Regions from separate parts of the Homo sapiens genome. Here region 2 is linked to region 1. The links are chromatin contacts, found by Hi-C or POLR2A ChIA-PET in ENCODE. All regions are on one chromosome and are shown on one strand. Each heading gives the region's core, a stretch centred on a gene start or an enhancer-like site at or near the end of the contact. The rest is flanking DNA. Distances are from core to core; before and after follow the strand shown.

What was found. Hi-C counts contacts between places; a loop is a spot of excess contacts on that map. ChIA-PET counts read pairs that join two places held with the same protein, here RNA polymerase II (POLR2A). Pooled maps may share reads with other maps.
Region 2: a loop to region 1 is called in a map with no recorded cell type, with 7 times the contacts of the local background. The contact joins two enhancer-like sites. A Hi-C loop is called at or near these places in 5 of 37 single-sample maps with no recorded cell type and 3 of 50 pooled maps. POLR2A ChIA-PET finds 5 or more read pairs at or near these places in 1 of 52 experiments (activated CD4-positive, alpha-beta T cell).

The regions. Positions count from the first base shown.
Region 1 is chr18:55,265,291-55,269,597 of GRCh38, forward strand. All of the region lies in intron 11 of TCF4 (transcription factor 4), which reads right to left. Among named protein-coding and RNA genes, the nearest start is that of LINC01929, 140 kb to the left of the region's middle. RefSeq lists enhancers at 1,472-1,581, 2,971-3,200, 3,251-3,300, 3,912-4,307 and a silencer at 3,661-3,710. Within about 2 kb of position 3,006, at least 4 of the 41 ENCODE cell types and tissues checked have a DNase peak (open chromatin) inside an H3K27ac peak, as active enhancers do.
Region 2 is chr18:55,374,887-55,379,223 of GRCh38, forward strand. The region is part of intron 6 of TCF4 (transcription factor 4); the gene reads right to left. Among named protein-coding and RNA genes, the nearest start is that of TCF4-AS1, 75 kb to the right of the region's middle. Within about 2 kb of position 1,670, at least 2 of the 41 ENCODE cell types and tissues checked have a DNase peak (open chromatin) inside an H3K27ac peak, as active enhancers do.

The DNA.
Region 1 (4,307 bases), core at 1,756-4,255:
TCCGAGTGACCCTCGTGTTATTAAACCATTAGAAACAGCATAACAATGCCATGTGCTTATCTATAAAGATGACAAAAAGAAGGAACATTTCCAGCACTCCTACTACAACCATTTTAAAATACAAACGCAAGTATATAGACTACAATGCACTATTTTTTAACAGGAGGGATTCCTAGGAATTCAGGGGGAAGTTGGGCTTCCTGATCGTGCACAGGAAATGGAGGAGATTTAAATCAAACTAGTTTATTGTTCTCTGCTGGTGGTCTTGGTAACTAAGATGCCTTCACATTGCTGGATACAATTCTTATTACTCTTATGCTCTGTGCTTGTTCATCGCCTGACTACTTCAAGGCTCAATATTCTTGTAAAATATAAAGTGAACATTATGTGACTACTCTAATAATAAAATTACTGTGAAACCAAGTCCTCAAAGAGAAAAGGACATAATGTTTCTACTAGACAAGCCACATACTAACATGTCATTCGAAGTTAAAGTTCTAAGCCAGATTAATTCATGAACCAGATAGATATTCCAGGGTAATCTTTAGCATATGGTGTATTAAATCAATCTTGGTAGTCTGTTCCTTCAACCCTGTTTGGTTTGAGGTTTAAAAACGTGGAAAAGACCACGTATTAGAATGCAGGCCAGTTAAAGACTAATAAAACAATAATAGTTATTATAACCATTATGTTAGTTATATGACCAGTTCTCTCTGAGGGCAAGGGAGTGTGTGTAGCCTCAAACCACAAAGGGTCACACCCTGTGAATGTATACAGATGGTATGTCCCAATGGGGAGACGACGCATTCTCACCCTTGAGCAGTCTCAGTGGTCTGTGCTATGGTAGGAGGTCCTCTTACTTCTTTCCATCAGGAAGGGCTACTGGATATTATTGCAAATAGGAAGGAAGTATGTGGCTAACCAAATGTGTATGGTTAATATCCTGCAGACATTCCTATTCTCTATAGCTGGTATCTAATAACTTACTACACTTCCTCCTCCGTATGTATGCTCAGATGCAGAGGCACTGAACTGCACTGCTTCTGAGAATACCCAGTGGCATAACATTGAAAAAGTTTGAAGAACTGAGTAGAAGGTGCTGATGCTGGTAACTCCCAAAGACCCCTGACAGCTTCTTTCCTTAACTGGGTGCGCCACCAGCTGAACTACTGTGAATCCATGCTGTGTCCCATACATTATATTCCTCTAATTGGAGGGCTAATTAGATGACCTTTTCAATTCAGAAAGGTCTAATATGATCTCCAGAGTTTGCCAGCAAGGCTTGAGAAAAGTAGTGGACTGTATGCAATGAGTAAAATACCTTGTTCTACAATTCTCTTGAAAATCCATGGATGAATGTGTCATGAAAAAAAAAAAATCTCTCATTAATGTAATCCAAGTAAGCTTTATCCTTCTTATGGATTTCTCAAAAAATGATATTGGGTATTATAGGGCAAAAGAAAACAAAACAAGAAACACCTGGTCACTCCCCCAAGCCAAACAAACAGCAAACCTCAGTGGGCATCTTCCACCTTTGAGATGCAGAGAACAGAAGAAGAAAGGGAATGTGGTTACAGAGAGGTTCCCTTCCGAGAGTTCTAGAGCTTGTATCTCACCCCACATGCACTGCGTTGTTCTAGTGTCAGTTCAGGACAACTGCTGACCACCAGAAAGACATATTATAACATGACACTGAGACGAAGGGCAGCAGCCCTCTTCTGAACTGAAAAAGCAGCTTCCTAAGACATCAACACCATGTATGAAAAGACTGCACTGTCTTGCAACTTTTTACCAGGAAAACGTGAAAAATGTGATGTCCATGTGTTAGTGCTCGAACCCCATTCTTAAGGCATTAGTATTGCTTACAGTCATTTTCTACAGAATCGTGTGTAATCTCAAACATGTGTCAGGCTATGTGTTCCCTATTTGCCAATTATTTAATTAGCTCTGTTTGTTCTTTGAGATACAGGCAACGTAATATTTCTTTACTTCCTGCGTTTCAGAATGAGTGAGTATATGCCAAATATTTTCAAAAGTCTGCAGATGTATCCTATTAATCCATACTGTTTGTTAGGGTAGTATCACTAACATCAGAAGAGAAAGCTTCTCTTCTTGTTATACAGACACGCTGCCATCACTGACTTCTACCACACTCAAAAAATCAAACCAAAGCCTAAGAGAACTTAAGTGTGAAAAAACATGGGCCACTCAGACATCACGCAATACTAAGGCTTATTATGCTTAAATTTTCCTCTGCATTTTCACGTACGCAATTGGTGAACATATTATTTTAAAGAAAAACATTCTAGAATGTTCTCCCTTAAAGTAACCTTAAAGTAATATCTGTATCTATGCATAATAATAAAGGTTTGCTCCTCCAAAATGCTGAATTACCATGTCTACCTATTTCCTTAAAGATTATGCATCTTTTTCTCATTCCGCTAGTGGATTTTGACAAGTGCATCCATTATTGTAAAATAATGTATGAAATAAATTTCTAAAAAGCCCTTTTCTGGGTTCTAAAAATCTCATACTTTTGTTTTTAAATTATAGCTCCTTTATTATTGTCAAGACCCTTAAATAAGGCCCTATGGTTTTTAACAAGTTAAGTCTATTCTCAGCATATAGAAGTCACCTATTGCTCCACTCTGGCTAGACCAACAAGTAGATTCTCCTGTTCATCCACAAACTAATGAAGATGACCAGCTAAAACCAAGCAAAACTCATTCCCACTGAGAGCTGTGGCTAAGCTGTCTACAGCTCATGGAGATAACCACCCTATTTCCTGATATGTCCCTTCCAAGTCATAGTGCCTCTCTCTCAAGAGGACTGTTTTGCAAATCAATCAGAAAAAGTTTTTTTTCAAACAGAGCCTAAGTATGTTTTCCTCAACTCAAGGTTCTGCTCCACCTTCATACCTTCCTAAAAAAGAAAATTACTCAAACCACAAGTAGACAGGAAATCTGTCTTGTAAAAGGATGAATGACCGGTCATCCTTCTTTATAACCAGACCTCATGACTGCAGAAAGGGGCTTTCCATTTGTCAAACCACACTGAAGTGAAATATGCTTTTCTCACTCTTTCAGTTCTGCACTGCTTTCTTTCTTCTTGTTTTTCAAATCTGCCAAAACTGCATTGATAGCTAACAAACTTCCCCATGTGACCTCTGTCTGTAGCTCTCCAAGGTCAAACTGATGCAACATATTTGTAGAAGCTTGGTTAGGAAAAGTTAAAAAAAATGGAAACTCTCTCCTCAATTTGCTTCTTAGACAGGATAGCGGAGTGGAGAGGCTGCGAGATAGCTCATCTCAAGTGTGAGATATATTATTGAATACGCAGGGAGGGCATTATTGAGGCAGAAATTATATTTCCAACATTTCAAAACACATCTCTCCTCCAACATCAAAAACTTTCCTACATAAGTGATTCACGCCACTTCCCCAAATTCTACACACTCTCTAAAGAAAACAAGTGCAAAGAGCTAAGAGGACTCAACAGCAGCATTATTCTGTTGCGCCATCTTCTCTCAAAGACATACACTGAGTATTCTCCCCACCGACGCTCTGACAGTGACATTCAGGCCAAGCAAGGAGTTAGTTTGAGCTATAACCGCAGAAAGTGACTACCTGAGAAGTCTGAGGTTTTAATAAGACCCTGGGGCACTAAGCTGTGCTGCTCATCTGAACAACAAGGTGTCAAAGCTGGTTCAGAAGCAGGTAGCTATCTCCCCACCAACTCCACCTCTTCCCTCCAGGGGCAGCTGGACATCCAGCCCAGTTCATTCCTCAAAGTGGGAATACTGACTGGGGAACCACCTATGGAAAAGACTACAGTGAACATCACAAGAAATGAGAGGATGATGGCTCAGTTCATGGGAACAGCATTCTTCTTGGACCTTAACTCATTAGTAAATGTCCTTGGTAAAAATTAATTAATTAATTAATTTAAAAAAGCAGCAAATAATTTCTGGCCAACTGATGCCCACGCATCTCCTCTCTCATAAGTGAACAAATACTTCTTCCCCTCTGAGGGACTCCACAGTGTCACATTCTCCAGGAGATTAACCTCATGTAGTTATTAGCAGTCACCTGAGAATTTCACATTAACCAGTCCTCGGAAGACAGTGGCACATCATGGATAAGAGCCTAGCACAATGACTGGAATTTTGGGAAGTGGTCAATAACTACCATTAAGAGCTATTCTGCTTTGTAGCTCACTAGTCACTGATGGCTCATCTTATGACTTTGTTCACTCTTTTTGAATGTGAGGAACAAGATAGTTTTGGTCTGTTTGAACCCTTGTTCAAT
Region 2 (4,337 bases), core at 420-2,919, 110 kb after region 1:
AAAAAAAAAGTCCCATGCAATTTCCCCCAAATATCAAAAATTCCCCTCTTATATAAGCTATTTCAGGACATAGAAAGAAGAAAGAAAATTTCCCAATGCATTCAACAGGAGCACATAAAGCCAAGATGTCAACTAGGCAAAGCAGCACACAAAAAAGAAAATGACAGGCTCCTCTCAAGGTAGAACCTTGAAACAAACAACATCCCTAGATAAGACGGGATACAAGGAATTTAGCCACCAAATTTCTGAGATAAACCCTGTTTCCATTTTATATTAAACCCTGCTTGGCCATTTCATGAAAATTTTAAATAAAATATATAAATATAAAAATTTAAATAAAATAAAATTCCACATAAAACAACAAAATAGACTTTTACTTCAGGAATTTTGAGAGGATGATTTAAAGTTTATACACACACATGCACACAAGCATACACATATATTTCTACTATATACATATATCTCTTTAGTTTGAACACACACATTCATTTTAAGAAGTGGTGGATCATAAGAAAGTTTTCTTAATCTACTAGATGCCTACAGAAAACTTATTTAATAATGAAACACTAGAAGATTCTTTGCTCAAGTCAACAAAATGCGAAGCTGACCTGTATTCCACTATTCTCTTAACACTCTCCTGTAAGTCTTTGCCAATGTACTAGCACAAGGAAAATATAACAGAAAGACACTTTAAGAGACAACACTCCCAATATTTGCCAATGATTTTCTTCCTAAAAAATCTTAAACAACTAAAAAAAACTACCAGAGGCTAGTAAGAAAGTTCTGGAGTTACGGGTTATAAGATTAACAGACAATAAAAAAGACAACTTTCCTATACCTCAGCTAACCAATGAAAAAATCATAATGGAACAAAAATACAGTTTAGGAAAAAAACACAAAGAATAAAATTAACAAAAACATTTAAAAGTATGAAACTTGACTGAAGCCACAAAAGAAAATTTTTACAAATAGGGAGTAGGAGAGAGGGAAATTCTCCTAAGTAGAAAGGTTCTATGTTATAACTAAGGCAATGATCTCCAGATTAAGTCCTTTTATATTTTACTCAACATTCTCAAGTGTCTGATATTTTAAGAAAGTATCCATGTATTATTTTTATTATATTTTCTTCTCCTTTTTTTTTTTTTTTTTTTTTTAGACAGGGTTTCACTCTGTCACTCAGTCTTGAATGCAGCGGCGGGATCTCAGCTCACTGCAACCTCCACCCCCAGGGCTCAAGGGATCCTCCCACTTCAGCCTCCTGAGTAGCTCAGACCACAGGCATGCATCACCACACCAGGGTTTTGTCTTTTTCTATTTTTATTAGAGACAGGGTCTCACCATGTTGCCCAGGCTGGTCTTGAACTCTTGGGCTGAAGAGATCTGCCTGCCTCGGCCTCCTAAAGTGCTGGGATTACAGGTGTAAGCCACCGTGCCCGGACAATAATATTTCTTAGAACATGAAAATAAGGAAAAGAAAATACTATGCAGTTTTATCACAGTGCATTTTGAGGCCTGCAAGAAGGGGTGGCTCATTGGGCCACTGGGGAGTGCCTGAAACTAGGCTAAAATGTTAGTTAACTCAGAATCAGGTCTAGAATCCAGAGTCTGACCTCCAACCCAATTCTTCTTTTCATAACATGACTTCAAGTCACTTCTTTGTTTCCTGCTCAAACCTAAGTATGCAAAGAGGAGGTGCCATTTCTCAACTATCACAAACTCACAACTGGGGCTTTCCAAATGACTCTTCATAGTTTCAGTTCTCTTCCACTTGCATATATCACATCCGACTTTTCCAGACTTCACACTGGCATGCCAATGTCCCACATTCTTATTGCACAGTCCGGTTAACCTGTGTGGACACCTATTTGATGGCTGTAGGAAAACTCTTCCCAAGAACCTCAATATGTTCCTGCTGTTTAACCTGAAGCACAGCATATAGTTTCTGCCACCAAAATAATTAATCAAGCCTTTTTTACAGATGGTAGAGAAACCATTCCTTCAAAACATCATTTAAGGGCTTAGCTTTCCTGTGAAAATTTCAGCAGGAACTTGCTATCTCCACCCTCTCATTAACGTGGCCAGTAGGAAAGGCACAGCACACTTGAATAATGGCTGAGGCACTAAATGGTGGGTGTCATTACACTGTAAACCAGGGCCCCACACTTTCAGAGCCATTGCCTACCTACCAGTTCTTCCCAGAGCCCATCTTCTTGTCTATATTTTCCAACTAAGTGACTCTCCATCAACATGTTATGACTGAGTCAAAGCGTCTGATTCACTTGATGAGCTTGATGAGGTAAAATGTAGATAAAGATGCCCAATGGAAAGCAAAAGGTTTAAGAACCTTCTCTGGTGGGATGGCTTGAGCCCAGGAGTTCAAGACCAGCCTGGGCAACACAGCTGGCAACTCATTTCAATTTACTACCATCACCCCCACCAGTCTACATCTCCCTTTACCTTATAATAAATATGACAGGTACAAAACAAGCCACTCTTGGAGATAATTTCTAAGAGCTTCCTCTACCTAATGGACACGTTTTTCTTGGAATATGGAATCAAATGATTCATTTTATCCTGTTATTATCAGGAAAAATATAGACCCAGACTCAAGCACAAGTGGGAAGAAATGTTATTTTAAGTAGTTGTACTTACGTTTAACTGATACAAATAGCCACTTGGCCTACCCCAGAAAGTTTTCAAAAAGCTTAATGAAGCACCATAGCCTTTATGCAGATTAACCTGGCTATTTCAAAAAGGACTTTAAACCCCATCATGTTACCACTGTCCAGGGACCCAGTGATGGGTCTGCCACATCTATCATCCTTTTAAAGAGAAAACTTCATTTTACTTGTGGCATTGAACATCTACAAAAATAATCCAATAAATGCTGTTACCATTTGAAATCAAAGGCAATTCTATACTGTGTTGAACTTGTATTACTTTGTGAAACAAGACACATTGCCAGAGAGTGAATCTTTGCCACCATTAACTACTTTGTAGCTCTAGAAAAGTTACTTTATTTCTTCCATTCACGCTATAGAATAAAAAGACAATGTAACATTTTATTAATGTTACTGTGCCATTTTGTAACTTTTTATTAATGTTACTGTGTTATTTCCTTTTAATAAGTTAAAAGAAATACGTGGTTTTAATACCTTGTTTTCTTTTAATATAAAATTAGGCTTTGAAAACTTAAAAAAAATAGAAAGGCTACCTTCTCTTCTCAGCAGGAAATTGCAAAGACTAATGTCACTAAAGTTATGAGTTGGACCAAAATGAAAAGTTTCCCTAAGAATACTTGACCCACAGATTGAGAAACAACGACCTCTTCAAAGATACTGCCCACTCTTGTGCACCCAAAGTTGAAGATATGGTATAGCTTGGCTAATAACCATCAGTTTAAAAATAATATTAGACAACATTTACTGAGCACAGTCTGTAATTTAACACACTCTTATAAGTGTCTTACATACATTAAATTATTTAATCCTCACAAAATCATATGAAATATGTGCTAATGTTAATGAAGAAGGTGCTCACATTATTTAAGACACTCTTCTAAGTGTCTTACATACATTAAATTATTCAATCCTTACAAACCCTATGAAGAAGGTGCTGATATTAATGTCAATTAATAGATGAGGAGACTTAGGTATAGCAAGTTTAAATACCTGCCCCAGGCTAGCCATGTGACTAGTGCAGCTAAGAAGTCTGATTGAAAGGCTACATCCTTCTCCCCTACCCAAGGCATCCATTTAGTGTGACTTTGGTCTCCATATAGTGGGACAGAGCAACCGAATTATGGATTATCTAACATAAAGTCAGACCTTTTCTCTTCTCTTACACATGGTACACAGAAAACTATACTACTTATTATCAGCTCTAGAAAAAAGCCAAAACAGTTTTGACCCGGAAGATTTAAAACTAATCTTTGCTTTCCACACTTGGACGCACTAGCAAGAACAGGTTAATGCAAAGAAGAAAGTGTTCAAAGAGAAGACGTAGGGAACTTGGTCTTTTCAATAGAGGCTAGTTTGAGAACCACAAAAGTTGTTTGAACAAAGGTGTCAAATAAGATGTCTCTTACAAAACTAGCCTAGCACTAAAATCATCTCAACATTCTATTTACTAAAGATGTCACACTCTCAGTTATGTGACATTTTCTGACATATTTCACTTCTATTCATTAGATGACCTCCCTGTTTCAAAGAACATATTTAATCTAATTGTGATTAAGTATACCAGTAGCAGTTATTTATATTGAATTATAAATGTAGAAAAGTGTGAAGAACTTATTTCTTTTCTTTAAAAGGTAGCATCTTAGCAGGGGTCGGGTA